Linked DNA regions of Homo sapiens: region 2 is linked to region 1. The links are chromatin loops, found by intact Hi-C in ENCODE. Cell type or tissue: ovary. All regions are shown on one strand. Each heading gives the region's core, and the rest is flanking DNA. Links, peaks and the distances in the headings are about the cores only.

Region 1 (8,809 bases), core at 738-8,737:
TCCTTAGATAGTTGCTGTCCTGCATCTGGCAGGTGCTTCCTATCTGTCGTGGCTCTCCTTCCCACAGCCAGCCCCGCCCGGCAGGCCCCTCCCCACCACGAGCAGCTGGTGGCCCCCAGGATCACTCACCGCCCACGCAGAAAGGAAGCCCACGCAGAAAGGAAGCGGGTGCAGGAGCCAGGTGGGGACAGGCCGTGGAGCACTCAGGGCTACCACCGAGAAGCCCAGCTAATGGCGGGTGCAGTTTGCACCCCTTCTCTGCCACCCACAGCCTGATCGTGCTGTCGATGAGAGGAATCTGCTCTAAGGGTCTGAGCGGAGGGAGATGCCGAAGCTTTGAGCTTTTTGTTTCTGGCTTAACCTTGGTGGATTTTCACCCTCTGGGCATTACCTCTTGTCCAGGGGAGGGGCTGGGGGAGTGCCTGGAGCTGTAGGGACAGAGGGCTGAGTGGGGGGGACTGCTTGGGCTGACCACATAATATTCTGCTGCGTATTAATTTTTTTTTGAGACAGTCTTTCTCTGTTGCCCAGGCTGGAGTGTAATGGCTTGATAGCTCACTGCCACCTCCGCCTCCTGGGTTCAAGTGATTCTCCTGCTTCAGCTTCCGGAGTAGCTGGGACTGCAGGTGCCCGCCACCATGGCTGGCTAATTTTTGTATTTTTATTAGCAATGGGGTTTTGCTATGTTGCCCAGGCCGGTCCCGAACTCCTGCCCTCAAGTGATACACCTGCCTCGGCCTCCCAAAGTGCTGGGATTAGAGGCTTGAGCCACTGCGCCTGGCCAGCTGCATATTGTTAATTAGACATAAAATGCAAAATAAGATGATATAAACACAAAGGTGTGAAATAAGATGGACACCTGCTGAGCGCGCCTGTCCTGAAGCATCGCCCCTCTGCAAAAGCAGGGGTCAGCATGTGTTCTCCGGTCCTTGCTCTTACAGAGGAGTGAGCTGCCTATGCGTCTTCCAGCCACTTCCTGGGCTGCTCAGAGGCCTCTCACGGGTGTTCTGGGTTGCTGCCACTTGCAGGGGTGCTGAGGCGGGGCTCCTCCCGTGCGGGGCATGTCCAGGCCGCCCTCTCTGAAGGCTTGGCAGGTACAGGTGGGAGTGGGGGTCTCTGGGCTGCTGTGGGGACTGGGCAGGCTCCTGGAAGACCTCCCTGTGTTTGGGCTGAAAGCGCAGCCCGAGGGGAGGTCCCCAGGGAGGCCGCTGTCGGGGGTGGGGGCTTGGAGGAGGGAGGGGCCGAGGAGCCGGCGACACTCCGTGACGGCCCAGGAACGTCCCTAAACAAGGCGCCGCGTTCTCGATGGGGTGGGGTCCGCTTTCTTTTCTCAAAAGCTGCAGTTACTCCATGCTCGGAGGACTGGCGTCCGCGCCCTGTTCCAATGCTGCCCCGGGGCCCTGGCCTTGGGGAATCGGGGCCTTGGACTGGACCCTGGGGGCTTCGCGGAGCCGGGCCTGGCGGGGCGAGCGGAGCAGAGGCTGGGCAGCCCCGGGGAAGCGCTCGCCAAAGCCGGGCGCTGCTCCCAGAGCGCGAGGTGCAGAACCAGAGGCTGGTCCCGCGGCGCTAACGAGAGAAGAGGAAGCGCGCTGTGTAGAGGGCGCCCACCCCGTGGGGCGAACCCCCTTCCTCAACTCCATGGACGGGGCTCATGGGTTCCCAGCGGCTCAGACGCGGATCCTGGCCTCGCCCGCCGTCCAGGTCGTGCGCTCTCCAGGGTTCTGTCTCCCAGGGCGCGCCCTCGCCGCGGTCCTCCTTACTCCAGGGCGGTGCGCTCGGCTTGAGCGTGGGGAGGGTGGGCGTGTTGGTTCGGGGAGTTGGTGCGTCTTGGCTTTTCAGAACCAGGAGGGAGCAAGAGGTTCCCTACCTTTTCCCCCAAAACCAGAGCCTTTGACATCTCCCTGAGCCCACGGGGCTGGTGCCCACCTCATGAGCAGATCCGTTCTGGCCCAAGGCCACCGGGACCGGAGCCGGCTGGGGATGGGGAGGTGTCCACACCACCCGCACCCCACTGACTTCCCCGCAGCCTCCCTACCTTGCTAGGACCCCGGGCCCTCCCAGCCCCCGGAGGAGCGCCTCGGCGTCGGCAGCTGAGACCCAGAGCACTCAGGGCAGGAAGCCGCCAGGGTTTCATGTTTGGGAACCAAGTTCACAGTGTGGCCTCCTGTTCTGACTGACACCACTCCGCCCTGTCTTGGCTGAAAAACCTGTGGCAGTTGGGTTAAAAAGAATGAGGAGGAACTTAGTACGCCGATGTGAAAAGGTCTTCAAAATAGAGTGCAGAGCAATCCAATTTCCCTCGGTTCCAGGCTGTGCCCTAGCGAAGCCCACCCACTGTGGGGGCGCCCACTGAGTCATGCTCACCTCCCTGGGTTGACTGGCTGGTGGGGGGTCTGGAGTCTACACGATGACTGGCTGGTGGGGTTCAGGCAGGGGGTTCAGGCAGGGGGCTCCGTATCCAGCGTGGGATCCTAGCTTCCCGCTCAGGTGTGTCCAGCTGGCCTCGTCCCCTGCACCCACTCCTCCTGGGTGCAGCTGCCCACCCAGCTGTGCAGGGTTGTTGCATGGAGTCCGGCTCGTCCTTCCCTAAAACCAGCACTGTTTGCTTGTGAAATTGGCTCAAAGTTGAGCTGCTCCTTCCTAGCTTGGGGCGTGAGCAGTTTGGGAAAGCCGATCTGTCTTTCCCATTTCTGAGGCTGTGGTGGGCCTTGTATGCAGGAGGACGGGCTGCTCGGAGAGGCTGGGATGATTCCAAAGTGTCCGTCAGTGTGTAATGCTGTGGACATTTTTGGGGGGTCCTCCTGGATAGTGTCGGAGTCCATTTTTCCGGGTCTCAAGCCCCTGCCAAGCTGCCGCCGAGCCCTGGGCTGGCCCCCGGACCACTCCTGTCCCTGGCCGGTTCTGTCACCGGCCGGGGAGTCCCTCTGGTTTGGGGAGGTTATTCCTGCCTGACTTCAGGGGAGGAGGAAACAGTCATGTGTCTGGCAGTGCGGGCAAGAAAGGGAGGGCAGAAACGTGAGGCTTAGGGAGCTGGGGGTTCAGCCAGGTGGGGAGAGCCCCTTAGTCACACGGGGAGAGGACAGGGGCTGCAGGGAGAATGCAGTGAGGAGCTGAGCCCCAGGTCCCCTTCGCTGTGGGTGGGCCCTGCCTTGGGCCACATGGGGGTGGCAGGAACCAGGGGCAGCAGGTAGGGAGTGAAGACCCTCAGTCAGACCCCCAGGAGGTCCAGCCCAAATCTGTGTTGCTCACTCCATCCCCTAGAGACCCACTCGGGCTCCAAATCCTTTGGGCCCAGGCTCTGAGCACCCAGGTTGTGCTTGGACTGCGAGCACAGGGGGTGGGAGGCCCTGCAGCCCCTTCCTACAGATGCGCCCCTCCCCTGAGGCTCTCTCAGGGTGGGGGTCCCCTCGGGTCTCGTCCCTGACCCCCCGGCCTGTCCCCATGCCCGGTCAGTGCTACCTCTGAGCCTCCTCTGTGCGCCATCACCATCTCCATCCCCACAGAGCCTCGGTCCAGCCCTGCGGTCTTGTGGACAGTGACCCCTGGCCTCACAGGCCCTGTCCTCTGGGTGCCCACTGCACTGAAGAAGTTGCTGGGGAGGAGCGAGGGGTGAGGGGCCCCACCTGATGGCCGAGCGCTCACCCCCAGGCTGGGCCGTGGCACTGAGTCCTGTGAGCATCTGGAGGAAGGGAGGTCGGTGGAGTACCACGGTGGCCCTCAGGGGCCTCCTCCCCCCTCCCCCAGTGCTCCCCCTTCTGAGGGATGGCTCTGAGAGGGACTCAGAGTGTCTTCCTGTCTACCTGGAGATGAGAGCCGGTCAGGCGGTGTCTGTGGCCGGAGCTGGAGGCTGTCAGAGTGTCTTCCTGTCCACCTGGAGATGACAGCCGGTCAGGCGGTGTCTGTGGCCAGAGCTGGAGGCTGTCATCCTGTTCCCTCTGCTGGGCTCACTTCAGGGCAGCAAGGCTTGGCTGGGCCGAAGGCCAGGCGCCGGGCAGCACAGCTGTTCCATCTCTGTGAGCTTCGAGGGCCTGTGGATGCCGGGGAGTGGGGGCTGGGAGCAATGTGCAAAGGCTGGAGGATCCCAAAAATGACCCCCACACCACAAGTAGGAGAGAAGGCCTCTGCTAGTTTACAAAAATCACATTGTTCTCATGGAAAGCAGAAGATTACGGCCAAATTCTATGCATATTTCAGTATAATGAGTGTCCAAAGTGAAGTGCCCAGAGGTCCCCCTGCCCCCCCACTCTCGGGACCTAGCCAAAGTCCCCCCTCCAGGGGGCATGGTGGGGTGCGTACTCCACTGTGTGAGTGGGGGCTTCTGGGAGCCCTGGGGCTGGGGCAGCCAGACTCAGCGACGCAGTAAGAAGCCTGGACTCCCTGGAGGGGGCCTGCACGTGAGCTTGGCCCTTGACCAGGCCGGCAACGGCTCTGCGGAGCTAGGACCCCTCCTGCGTGGATATTTCATGACATTAGCATTCACTTACAATGTCTGCTCACTGACTCTTAGTGCAGCTCTACCTCATCTCATTACAGTTTCTCCCGTTGCAAATGAAGCACATCTCTTGTTGATCTCTCGCCCCAGAGTTTTAACATCAGCTCAGCTGTGGGGACTCCCAGTCTGAAGCACCAAGACCCTCTACTTCCTCCCTGCCTCCTCTGACTCCCCACCCCATCCTGTCCTACAGGTGAGGACAGCCAGGTTCTGGGGCTCAGCAACCGGCCTCCCATGGCGCCCCCACGGGCGAGCCAGGTGGGGGGTGGGGAGTAGAGCCCAGGGTGGGTTAGCCAACCCCCACCTTGGAGGATCAATATGTGGCAAATGCACCCACACGTGGCGCCTGCTGGTTTATGGAGTTCACTTGTTATTATCACCTATAATTAAAAGCAAATGAAAAAAGAATTGAGGAGATGGCTAGTTCCAAGATGGCAGCATAGAAGCAAGCTGGCTTCACTCTTTGCCACAGAAAATCCAAAACAAATATTCAGCACCAAGATTATCTCCAGCAACATCCCAGAACTCAAATACGAGGATGAGACAGTCCCCAGGGCCACAGAGAAGTGAATAAACTCTGAGCAAGCAGTAAGAGAACTGGAATTCTATATCTATGATGTCCCTTCCCCCAGTCTACCTGCACCAAGTGTGGGCAAATCTCCCCTGACTCATGGCTTCTGCACTGGAAAAATGAGATCAAGGTGGACTACCAGCTTCCCAGTATCTTGGGCTCCCTGGCAGGAGACTTGTTCTGCTTCAACCCAAGGGAAGCATTCAGAATGCTTAAAGGAGAAATATCCCTGAGGCCAGCCAGAGACAAAGGGAAGAGGTGGGACTAGCATCTCCAGCTCTAAAAACTGCCCTGTAATGCAGCCAAAGGAGGCACCAAGTCAGGCTGTTCAGCTACATGGTAGGAGGCACAGTCCATAGGTTCCCTGGGCATGGACCGCCAGCCAGTCTTCCCACACTGCCGGGCTATCCCCTGTGGGACCTTCCCCATTTGGGACGGGAAGCCCCACTCTGATCCTTTATTGGAGCTGAGGAAAACCTGGACTTATGTTGCCCTCTAGTGCCGAAGAAGGAGGCAGCAACCTAGCAGAAAAAAAATTCAACAGGTACATGGCAAAGAGTCTCTAAGCAAACATACCCAGTAAAAACCAAAACAAGCCAGACAGAGAAGACTGGAATAAATAACTAATCCTTCAATGCAAAGACGCAGATGTGCATTCACAAGAAACAAGCAAACGGGGAACTGTGAACCACTCAAAGGGACAAAGCAAGGAACCAGTGACTAATGAGATGGCCACATGTGAGCCTCTGATCAAGAATCCAAAATAGCAGTTGTAGGGAAACTCAGCGATCTCCAAGATAACCCAGAAAATCAATTCAGAAACTTATCAGAGAATTTTAACAAAGATATTGAAATTAAAAAATCAAACAGAAATATTGGAAGTGAGAAAAACATCTGCTGAACTGGAAAATTGATAGAGGCTCTTAACAGCAGAATGGGTCAAGCAGAGGAAGGAATCAATGAGCTCAAAGACAGGCTATTGGAAAAGACACAGTCAGGGCCGGGCACGGTGGCTCATGCCTGTAATCCCAGCAGTTTGGGAGGCCGAGGTGGGTGGATCACGAGGTCAGGAGTTCAAGACCAGCCTGGCCAACATAATGAAACTCCATCTATATTAAAAATACAAAAATTAGCTGGGTGTGGTGGTGTGTGTCTGTGGTCCTGGCTATTTGGGAGGCTAAGTGGGGAGGAGCACCTGAGCCCAGGAGGTCGAGGCTGCAGGTAGCCACGATTGTACCGCTGCACTCCAGCCTGTGTGACAGAGCAAGTCCCTGTCTCTTTGTATCTATCTATCTATCTACATAGATAGATAGATAAAGAGATACACTTTACATATATAAAGATAGAAAGACTTCAAGTAAACAACCTAACAGTGCACCTCGAAGAAACTGAAAAGCAAGAATGAGCCAAACCCCAAATTAATAGAAGGAAGGAAATAATAAAGATCAGAATAGAACTAAACAAAATAGAGACTAGAAAACAATACAAAGAATCAACAAAACAAAAGGTTAGTTTTTTGAAAAGATAAACAAAATTGACCAATCTTTAATTAGACTAAAAAAAAAAAATGCATGACCTTGTAGAGGTCGGGGCCACCTGCCCACACCTGCCCGAGGAGGCTGTGCCAGCCTCCCACTCTGGCTCCTGGGGGATGCGCGGCACTCTTGCTTTGACGTCCGTTTGGCCACAGGGCTGGTCAGCGGGGCTGGAAGGCACCTGTCCAGCAGCCCGGTTGGTTTGGTTCCCGTGCCCGCTATGGACTCAGGTCCAGCTCTCTCCTGAGGGCCTGGGGTCCCCATGCACCCTGCCCTGGGTGTGCTGCTGTGGGGGTGGCTGCAGGCCCCAGGCCCACTGGGCTCCTCCCCATCCCGCTCCCATCTGACTTGGCTGACCCGGGTGGCCATTTCCTCCCAACCCTGCCTCAGGTGCAGCTGCTACAGGCCCACCTGCAGTGGGGCGGCCTCCCTCCCCACAGGGGCCACCAGCCCGGGCTCAGGTGCAGCTGCTACAGGCCCACCTGCAGTGGGGCGGCCACACTCCCCACAGGAGCCGCCAGCCCTGCCTCAGGTGCAGCTGCTACAGGCCCACCTGCAGTGGGGCGGCCTCCCTCCCCACAGGGGCTGCCAGCCCTGCCTCAGGTGCAGCTGCTACAGGCCCACCTGCAGTGGGGCGGCCTCCCTCCCCACAGGGGCTGCCAGCCCTGCCTCAGGTGCAGCTGCTACAGGCCCACCTGCAGTGGGGCGGCCTCACTCCCCGCAGGGGCTGTAAGGGAAGCCCCTGGGCGGGGCACTGTCCTTTTCTGTTTGCAGATACTGGAGGTTGGAAACGGGCCTGGGGACAGGAGGGTCAGGGCAGGCCAGGGCCAAGGGCTCGGATGATGCAGTCAGGCTGTGAGGCTGAGCCAGGGGCTCGTGGGGAGCTGGCTTCCCGGGCTTCTCCCCACCCTGGCACGAGTAGCTGGAGCCAGAACGAGGTGAGTGGTGGCTGACGGATGCTGCTGGGCCATGATAGCAGGGTCCTGGTAATTCTTGGCCCTGCGTGGGAAACACTGACATGGATAACGTGGAACCTGCACCAGGCCTGTGTCTGGCACCCGCGGTGGGGAGGTGGGGGCTTTGGGGTTCATTGCCAGGGAGGGTGACAGCAGCTGGAGAGTCGTTGTGGCCCCCAGCCCTGCAGCCCCCCAGCTCCTGCCTCTGAGAACCCAGGCATGGCCAGGAGGCAAGGTCAGAGTGGCCGAGGTGGTCCTCTCTGTCTTCCTCCCTCTCCTCCTCCTTCACTCATCCTGCAAGTGTCCTGAGCCCCAGCAGTGCCCCAGTGACTCCCGCCTGGTGGCCTGTCCCCACCTGGGTGGGGGCCTGCCAGGTAGACACAGGTCTGAGGCTGCCAGCTGGAGGCGGCTTCTCCCAGCCCCTCCATTCAGCAGGAAAAGCCAACAGTTGGGTTTGGTGTCAACCCAGGGACTGAATTTCTGGCAGGTAAGCCATTGGTTTCATGAATAAATAAGCATCATAAGAATCGGCATTCATGTCTCTACATATATATATATATATATATATATATATTTTTTTTTTTTTTTTTTTTTTTTTGAGGCGGAGTCTCGCTCCGTCGCCCAGGCTGGAGTGCAGTGGTGTGATCTTGGCTCACTGCAACCTCCGCCTCCCGGGTTCACGCCATTCTCCTGCCTCAGCCTCCCGAGTAGCTGGGACTACAGGCGCCCCCACCACGCCTGGCTAATTTTTTGGTATTTTTAGTAGAGACGGGGTTTCACCGTGTTAGCCAGGATGGTCTCGATCTCCTGACCTCGTGACCCGCCCGCCTCGGCCTCCCAAAGTGCTGGGATTACAGGCGTGAGCCACCGCGCCCGGCCATCTCTGCTTATATTTTTAATCCATGGAGAGCATTTACTCGACAACTACGTTGTAGCGAGGACGTGAGTTTAGTGAGCAAGTGCGGCTTGGCATCTGCACGTCTGCCTTGGCATCTGCACGTCTGCCTGCTCTGGCGGGGCTGTGGTGGGTGACCCGGGAGCTGGGCGGAGCTGGTGAAGGCAGAAGGCAGAGCCCGTCTCCACCCACTGCCTGGGCTGACGGCTCCTCCCAGGGCTCCCTCGGGCACCACCCATGGAGCAGCTCCGGCATCCGGCCTGTGACCCCCGAAGCTCGGCCTTCCTCGAGCTTTCCGTCGGGTTCTGTGGAGCAGCAGGTCCCCTGGGGGTTACAAATGCTTCCACACCCGGTGTGAGC
Region 2 (8,809 bases), core at 377-8,376, 260 kb before region 1:
CGAGCGCCTGCTTGGTGGGTGAGGCGGGGCCCAGGCCTCCAAGTCTCATGCACTTTCTGGATCTTGCTTTGTAGTGGCGATGCTTTCATCTCCAATTCAAGAAATTACTTTTCGCAGTGCCAGGCTCTGCTGAATAGAATCACGTCTGTGAACCCTCAGACGGACATTGACGGGCTCCGGAACATCTGGATTATAAAGCCCGCGGCCAAGTCCCGGGGCCGAGGTGAGTCCCCTGGTGCGGATGCTCCCTGCACCGCGTTCATAGCCACCAACGGCCACACTTGATGCCAGGAGCCGTGAGTGAGGGACAGTTTCAGGCCCACAGCACCACAGGGAAGGAAGGGAGGGAGCAGAACGCCGAGGCAGGCGTGGGGGTCAGGACTCAGGCGCTGGAGCAGAGCTGGAGGCGTCTTCACAGCATGTGTTCCGATCACAGGGCAGGATCCGGGTTGATGGGTTAATCAGGATTTCCTCCTTTGTATTCACAAACTGGTCTATGCTTTCCTTTTTAGTTTTTTATTTTTATTATTTTATTTTTAGTTTTTTGAAACGGAGTTTCACTCTTGTTGCCCAGGCTGAAGTGCAGTGGCGCAATCTTGCCTCACTGCAACCTCCACCTTCCAGGTTTAAGCAATTCTCCTGCCTTAGCCTCCCAAGTAGCTGGGACTACAGGCGCCCACCACACCCGGCTAATTTTTTGTATTTTTAGTAGAGATGGAGTTTCACCATGTTGGCCAGGCTGGTCTTGAACTCCCGACCTCAAGTGATTCACCTGCCTCGGCCTCCCAAAGTGCTGGGATTACAGGCATAAGCCACCATGCCCATCCTCCTGGCTCCCTTTTAAAAGTGTCTCTGTCCCTGCCCCTTCACTGATCTCTGTGTCCCCTCTGGGGTCTCAGAGGCTGGTTCTGTTGGGGGAGAGCCTGGGGGACTCAGGCACTGGCTTTAGCCTCATCCATGAGCGCTAAGCCTTCCCTGCTCCCCCATCGCCCCCACCAACCATGCTGCCTGCTGGCCTTGGACAAAGCCAGTGCAGGTCTCAGGGCCAAGCTGCGACCCTGCCCCAGGGCTCAGGAGCTCAGGTCCCGCTGCACAGTGGCTGTGCATGCTGGGTTGAGCGGTGGCCTCTTGCAGACATAGTGTGCATGGACCGTGTGGAGGAGATCCTGGAGCTGGCAGCTGCAGACCACCCTCTTTCCAGGGACAACAAGTGGGTGGTCCAGAAGTACATCGAGACGCCGCTGCTCATCTGTGACACCAAGTTCGACATCAGACAGTGGTTCCTCGTCACGGACTGGAACCCCCTGACCATCTGGTTCTACAAGGAGAGTTACTTGCGGTTCTCAACTCAGCGCTTCTCCCTGGACAAGCTGGACAGGTCAGTGCGGTGGGCGACCTGGACACCTCGGGCCAGGGAATGGGCTGCTGCCTGCATGCCTGGAGCAGCCGCAGTGAGAAGCAGCACGGGCAGGGCCCCCTCACTGCCACCTGCCACCACGAGAGGCACAGATGGGGAAACTGAGGCTTGGGAGGCTGATGATCTCCCCGAGGGACAGGCCCAGGCCCACCGGCCTTCAAAGCCAGCGCCCTACACCCCACGCTCTGTGCATCATCTCTGGAAAATCTTAAAAGGCACCATTTTGCCTGTGCCCAGGGGGATTGGAATGGTGTGGGCAGCACCTGGGCCCTGGCGCAGGGGAGGCGGCCTGTGGGGTGCCTGGTGGAGGCTCAGATATCCGCAAGTGTGCTGCCCAGGGTGGATGGACCCCCACCTCACCCGGGTCCCCGCGTGGGCAGGAGGGCGAGAGCCTGTGGAGTCCTCAGGAGTGTGCTGTGCACACAGCGACGCCTGCCACCCTCTGTCTGCACCAAGGCTTCCTCTGACTATTGTGTGGCCCTTGCTTGGTGTGAGGCGCTAGGGGACCTGACGGCTGGGCAGGAAGGGGGTCTGCTTTTTACGAGTGAGAATCCAGGGAGGCCTGAGAGTCACGCGACACAGACCTTGCAGGGGAGTTAACTCCGGCCCAGGCGAGCGGCTGCGGTCATGCCTGGTGGGTCATGCTCGAAGTCACACCCAGAAGAGGCCTGGGAGGAGCTGGCCAGGGGCTACGACCCTCACCTGCTCACTGCCTCTGGTCAAGTGGGCCTGGAGGGGGTCCAGGAACTCACCTGTGCAAAAGCAGCTCCCAGGCAGGGCAGTGAGAAGCCAGGGCCCCCTGCCAGCGCCCATTTCTGGGCCTCCAGCTGTGAGCTGTGCGCCTGGCCAATCCCATGGCCTCTCTGAGCCCTGTTTCTCCATCTGGGACAGTAACGCTCATCCCAGCTGGGCCCCTCCAGCAGAGGGTTGGAGTCCTCAGGGGCAGGGTTCTCTAGAGCCAGCTGGGTGGGCTCAGCACGGCTGGGAGGACCGGCCTTGGGTGCCCTCCTGGGCCAAGGGAGGCTGAGCACCTGCCCCTCGTCCCCCCTGCAGCGCCATCCACCTGTGCAACAACGCCGTCCAGAAGTACCTGAAGAATGATGTGGGCCGCAGCCCCCTGCTGCCCGCACACAACATGTGGACCAGCACCAGGTTCCAGGAGTACCTGCAGCGCCAGGGCCGTGGCGCCGTGTGGGGCAGCGTCATCTACCCGTCCATGAAGAAGGCCATCGCCCACGCCATGAAGGTGGCCCAGGACCACGTGGAGCCTCGCAAGAACAGCTTTGAGCTCTACGGGGCTGACTTCGTCCTTGGGAGGGACTTCAGGCCCTGGCTGATCGAGATCAATTCCAGCCCCACCATGCACCCGTCCACGCCGGTCACGGCCCAGCTGTGTGCACAGGTGCAGGAGGACACCATCAAGGTGGCCGTGGACCGCAGCTGTGACATCGGCAACTTCGAGCTCCTGTGGAGGCAGGTGAGCCACGCCCGCCCCTGGGGACTTTGGTGGCCGCCCGCCATGTGGATGCTTTGCCACCTGGTCACTGGGCGAGGGTGGAGCTGCAGGCCGCCAGTGCAGCGGGGTCTATGGAGGACACCGATCCTGCTCTGTGACCATGCTCGGTCCCGCTGAGGGCCCAGGCCTGCCCTGCTCTCCCATGGGGCTCAGTGCCTCGTCGGCACCGAGGAAGGGGCTACTCCAGGCGTGCGGGCGGAGCGGCCCCGCTCACTCAGGCTCAGTGCCTCTGTCCAGCTTTCCTCCCTCTTGTTCCCAGCCTCACCCAGTCCTGACTGTGGTTAGAGGTGGGGGCTCCATGCCCGCAGCCTCCAGGCCACCTATGCTGCTCCTTTGCCTTGGCCTGCAGTGCCTCCTCCACTCTGAGGATCTTTCGCGGGCCTCCCTGTGCCTGCGGATGTGCTGGAGTCATTGGGAAGCGTGGCCAATGCCTCTCTCTTGCGGCCTCTCTGTGGCTAAACTCGGGAAAAGAGCAGCTGAGTCCCTGGGTGTGGGGCCCCCCAGGCTGACCCCCAAGCCTCAGGAAGCCTTGGTTCCCCGCAGGTTCTCCAGAGCCTGGGGGCCTCCTGGGGGTCTGCGTGGGACCCCAGGTGTTCACTGTTCACTCCTGAGTCAGGTGGGGGTCTGTGCCCCGACCAGCCCCTCCTGCACAGACCCCTCCTGCAGGGACCCCCCCTATCCCGGCCACAGCCCAGCACCCCAACCTGTTCCTTCCCCACAGCCGGTGGTTGAGCCGCCCCCATTCAGCGGGTCCGACCTCTGCGTGGCGGGCGTCAGTGTGAGGAGAGCCAGGAGGCAGGTGCTGCCCGTCTGCAACCTCAAGGCCTCGGCCTCGCTGTTGGACGCGCAGCCGCTGAAGGCACGGGGCCCCTCGGCCATGCCAGACCCTGCCCAGGGACCCCCATCACCAGCTCTCCAGCGGGACTTGGGACTGAAGGAAGAGAAGGGGCTCCCCCTGGCCTTGCTGGCACCCTTAAGGGGGGCAGCCGAGAGCGGTGGAGCCGCACAGCCCACCCGCACCAAAGCTGCTGGGAAGGTGGAGCTCCCGGCCTGCCCCTGTCGCCACGTGGACAGTCAGGCCCCAAACACCGGTGTCCCCGTAGCCCAGCCCGCCAAAAGCTGGGATCCAAACCAGCTAAATGCGCACCCGCTGGAGCCTGTGCTGCGGGGCCTGAAGACAGCAGAGGGCGCGCTGCGTCCGCCGCCCGGAGGAAAAGGTAACCTGCGCCGCCGGCGGTGCGCTGTGGGCTTGGGGGCCGCCTGCTGCATCCCCAACCCTCGCCAGCAGCCGCTGCATCCTCCAGAGCGGGGCGCAGGGCAGGCTTCGGTGCTGGGGCCCGGGGTGTCCCCTGACGGAGGCGCCGGCGGGAGCCGGGGAGCGGGGTTGGGGCACCTGTCCCAGCCCGGCACGGGGGTCTCGGGGTGGGGGGCGTGGGAGTGCCGGCCAGGTGGATGGTGGGGTCCCCTCTGTAGAACCTGGCGGGTGACGCCTTTGTCCCCATACCTCTGGGGTGTGGCGCGGGTCGGAGGATTTGAGTTAGGACCTTGAACAGCGCCGTGAACAGCACCAAGCTCCCTGGCCGAGCGAGGGGCCAAAGTGACCGCGGGGCTTTGGCGTGCGGTTTTCTGAAGGCTCTGGAGGCTGAGGTGACAGGCCTGAGCCACCACGCCCGGCCCCCATCGGGCTCTTCCGAGCCTCGGCCACACGTTCAGACTTCAGGGGCTGCCACAGGCTGCTCTTGGCCTCAGAGTCGCGGAGAAGGACGTGGGGCAGGGGCGCGGCTGACCAGCAGGGCAGCATCAGCCGTTCCTCCCGCGTGGGGGTCTTCAGGACGGCGCGGTGGGGGGTCCTCGCGAGGGCGTGGTGGGGGTCTTTAGGCAGCATGACGAGAGGGTCTTGTTTTTTTTGTTTTTTTGAGACAGAGTCTTGCTCTGTTGCTGAGGCTGAAGTGCCGTGGCGCGATCTCGGCTCACTGCAGCCTCCGCCTCCCGGGTTCGCGCCATTCTCCTGCCTCAGCCTCCCGAGTAGCTGGGACCACAGGCGCCCGCCACCGCGCCCGGCTAATTTTTAGTAGAGATGGGGTTTCACCGTGTTAGTCAGGATGGTCTCCACCTCCTGACCTCGTGATCCGCCGCCTCAGCCTCCCAAGGTGCTGGGATTACAGGCGTGAGCCACCGCGCCCGGCAATAGGGGGGGTCTTTAGGACGGTGTGATGGGGTCTTTACGAGTGTGTGTGGGGTCTTCAGGATGGTGTGATGGGGTCTTTACGAGGGTGTGTGGGGGTCTTTAGGACGGTGTGATGGGGTCTTTACGAGGGTGTGTGGGGTCTTCAGGATGGTGTGATGGGGTCTTTACGAGGGTGTGTGGGGTCTTCAGGATGGTGTGATGGGGTCTTTACGAGGGTGTGTGGGGTCTTCAGGACGGTGTGATGGGGTCTTTACGAGGGTGTGTGGGGTCTTCAGGACGGTGTGATGGGGTCTTTACGAGGGTGTGTGGGGTCTTCAGGACGGTGTGATGGGGTCTTTACGAGGGTGTGTGGGGTCTTCAGGATGGTGTGATGGGGTCTTTACGAGTGTGTGTGGGGTCTTCAGGACGGTGTGATGGGGTCTTTACGAGGGTGTGTGGGGTCTTCAGGATGGTGTGATGGGGTCTTTACGAGTGTGTGTGGGGGTCTTCAGGACGGTGTGATGGGGTCTTTACGAGGGTGTGTGGGGGTCTTCAGGACGGTGTGATGGGGGTCTTTACGAGGGTATGTGGGGTCTTTAGGATGGTGTGATGGGGGTCTTTACGAGGGTATGTGGGGGTCTTTAGGACAGCGTGATGGGGGTCTTTACGAGGGTGTGTGGGGTCTTCAGGACGGTGTGATGGGGTCTTTACGAGGGTATGTGGGGGTCTTTAGGACGGTGTGATGGGGTCTTTACGAGGGTGTGTGGGGTCTTCAGGATGGTGTGATGGGGTCTTTACGAGTGTGTGTGGGGGTCTTTAGGATGGTGTGATGGGGTCTTTACGAGGGTATGTGGGGGTCTTCAGGACGGTGTGATGGGGGTCTTTACGAGGGCATGGTGGGGGTCTTTATGACGGCACGCAGGTGTTGCCGCCTCCCTGATTCCCACTGCGATTCAGGGGCTGGGACCCACTCACGGAGATGCCTCTTGCCCCACGGGAGGCGAAGTTCCTCCTGCAGCAATCCCGCGGCTATGGCCCGCAGGGCACATTCCCAGGTGTGGGGATCACTCAGGAAGGCCAGTGACGTGGCCTCCCAGACACCAATGACTCCCCAGTCCCCACGTGGTCTGCCTGCCACAGGGCAGTGTTGCCGTAAGCAATGTTGCCGACCAAAGGAGTTTATGTTCCCCTTTACCAGGTCACCAGCGGGAGGCAGCTGGAGGCTTAGCCCAGTGCCAAATTACCATGCTGAAGAGGAAAGATCTCCTCTGCCTTTGATCCTCACACACCAGCCATGCCACCAGGGTTCTCCCTCCAGACCCTCCTGCCCGGTGCTGCCAGTTCACTGGGCGGATTGCCTGCCTTCAGAGTCCCCGCAGATGACTGTTGATTCAACCTGGCATTTTGACACCACCTTACAGAGGCCTCTGTCTTTCCAGAGCTGTGACATTTCCTCACCACCCACCAGCTGCTTCCAAAGCCGACACCACGTGTCTGAGGCGCCTCTCACTTGTGGGTGCTGGCGTCCGTGCGTGAGTCAGGTTCCTGCCGCAGTTGCCACGCGTGGCAAACAACTCCAACCCGTGCGTACGAGCGTTTCGCGGTCAGGCCCTCGAGGGCACGGCCGGGAGGAGCTGGGCTTGCTTCCAGACTCCTGGCTGGGCTCAGGCCAGCTCCATGTGCCCCTCGGCCTCAGGCTAGTGCTCGCCTGGTGTGTGTTTGTTCCGTGACAGTCAGGCAACCGCACCGTTGCTCTCAGAGCCTGTGCTGCAAAAGGCCTGCGGCGACAGGGTCACCAGGCCCAGTCCGGCCAGCAGGACAGGAAGTGCGTGCTGGCCCTTGGAGCTTGTTGGCTTAAGAACAGCAAACTGCTGGGACTTTGACTGGGATCACCTTGAATCTGCAGATCTTGGGGAGAACGGACATCCTTTTTTTTTTTTTTTTTTGAGACGGAGTCTCATTCTGTTGCCCAGGCTGGAGTGCAGTGGCTCGATCTTGGCTCACTGCAACCTCCATATCCCGGGTTCAAGCAATTCTCCTGCCTCAGCCTCCTGAGTAGCTGGGACCACAGGCGCCCACCACCATGCCCAGTTAATATTTTGTATTTTAGTAGAGACAGAGTTTCACCATGTTGGCCAGGCTGGTTGGAAACTCCTAAGCTCAGGCAATCCACGCACCTTGGCCTCCCAAAGTGTTGGGATTACAGGCGTGAGCCACCACGCCCAGCAGATTTTTTTTTTTTTTGAGACGGAGTCCCGTTCTGTCTCCCAGGCTGGAGTGCAGTGGCACAATCTCAGCTCACTGCAACATCCACCTCCTGGGTTCAAGCGATTCTCCTGCCTCAGCCCCCTGAGTAGCTGGGACTACAGGCGCGCACCACCACGCCCAGCTAATTTTTTTGTATTTTTAGTAGAGATGGGGTTTCATCATATTGGTCAGGCTAATCTCGAACTCCTGACCTCAGGTGATCCACCCACCTCGGCCTCCCTAAGTGCTGGGATTACAGGCGTGAGCCACCGCACCTGGCCGACTTTTTTTTTAAATAAAGTTTTCCAACCATGATCCAGATCTGGTTCATTTAACCGGGTTCTTTGACTTTCCTCAGTGGTTTTCAGGATAGAAGGTCTGGCAAGTCTGGCATGTCATTCATTAGATGTTTTTCTAGCCATTTGGTGGTTTTTCTTGCCTAGTAAATAGTATCTCTTTCCAAACGGTCTTGTGAAGGTATGACTTACCTACAGTGAGGACAGACCGTAAGTAGACACAGCTTGATGGATTGTCACATGTGTGATACCCACACAGCCACACGGAGCCTCCTGCCTTTTCTAGTCTCTTCTCCAAATGGTGATCATCACTATTGGACTTAAATCATCATCAATTACCTTTGGTGGCCCCTGCACGTCTTACAGGTGGAGCGGCACGGTCTGCGCTTCCATGTCTGACCCTCCGCTCTGAGGTGGCGGCGGTGCAGAATGGCGGGTGTATTTCCGTGTCTGACCCTCCACTCTGAGGTGGTGGCTGTGCAGAGTGGCAGGCGTATTTCCGTGTCTGACCCTCCGCTCTGAGGTGGCGGCGGTGCAGAATGGCGGGTGTATTTCCGTGTCTGACCCTCCACTCTGAGGTGGTGGCTGTGCAGAGTGGCAGGCGTATTTCTGTGTCTGACCCTCCCCTCTGAGGTGGCGGCTGTGCAGGGTGGCGGCTGTGCAGAGTGGCGGGTGTATTTCCGTGTCTGACCCTGCACTCTGAGGTGCAGCGGCTGTACAGTGTGACGAGTGTGCACCCTTTGTCGGTGATAACAGTACTGCATTGCACACATGTGCCAGAGCCCGCCTGGTCCCCTGCTGACGGACAGCTGCCTTGCTTCCACTGTAGGACTGTGATAAATGAAGTTGCTCTGATCATCCTGTTCTGGCCTTTACGGGGACATGTGCCTTTGTCTGTCTTGGCTGTGTGTCCAAGAGTGGCACCACTACGTCATGAAGGATGCTTGGGTTTTGCTTTAGAAGAAACTTCCCATTTCCAATATGGTTGTGGCGTTTTGCACTCCCACCTGCCACGTGAGAGTCCTGGTTGCCCCACATCCTGGTCAACACTGGGTATTGTCAGGCTGTGTTTTTAGCCAGTCTGGTAGGTGTACGGATATCTCATCGTGGTTTTAATTCGTGTTTCTCAGGTGACTAGCCATGCTGAGCACTTTGTTCATTAGCCT

Evidence for each region. Peaks named below come from ENCODE experiments on the same cell type or tissue, not always from the same donor. Only the 100,000 strongest peaks of a DNase experiment are listed, where the experiment ranks them.
Region 2: it touches region 1 in a loop (5-fold over the local background); 61 of 110 quality-filtered maps call a loop at or near these places.

The regions. Positions count from the first base shown.
Region 1 is chr22:49,764,233-49,773,041 of GRCh38, reverse strand. No RefSeq gene overlaps it. Among named protein-coding and RNA genes, the nearest start is that of BRD1, 59 kb to the left of the region's middle. RefSeq lists a silencer at 1,367-1,661 and an enhancer at 8,158-8,809. In ovary, for the core only: no CTCF peak of the experiment used is centred there; DNase peaks (open chromatin) are centred at 3,991, 5,471, 7,461 and 8,656.
Region 2 is chr22:50,025,771-50,034,579 of GRCh38, reverse strand. It overlaps TTLL8 (tubulin tyrosine ligase like 8), which reads left to right. Exons shown (of 14, transcript NM_001350317.3): 10 at 75-223; 11 at 1,135-1,378; 12 at 2,471-2,894; 13 at 3,655-4,150. Among named protein-coding and RNA genes, the nearest start is that of IL17REL, 17 kb to the right of the region's middle. RefSeq lists silencers at 4,264-4,333, 4,354-4,453. In ovary, for the core only: a CTCF peak has its summit at 4,119 (motif pointing right); DNase peaks (open chromatin) are centred at 3,631, 4,099, 4,469, 4,579 and 3 weaker places.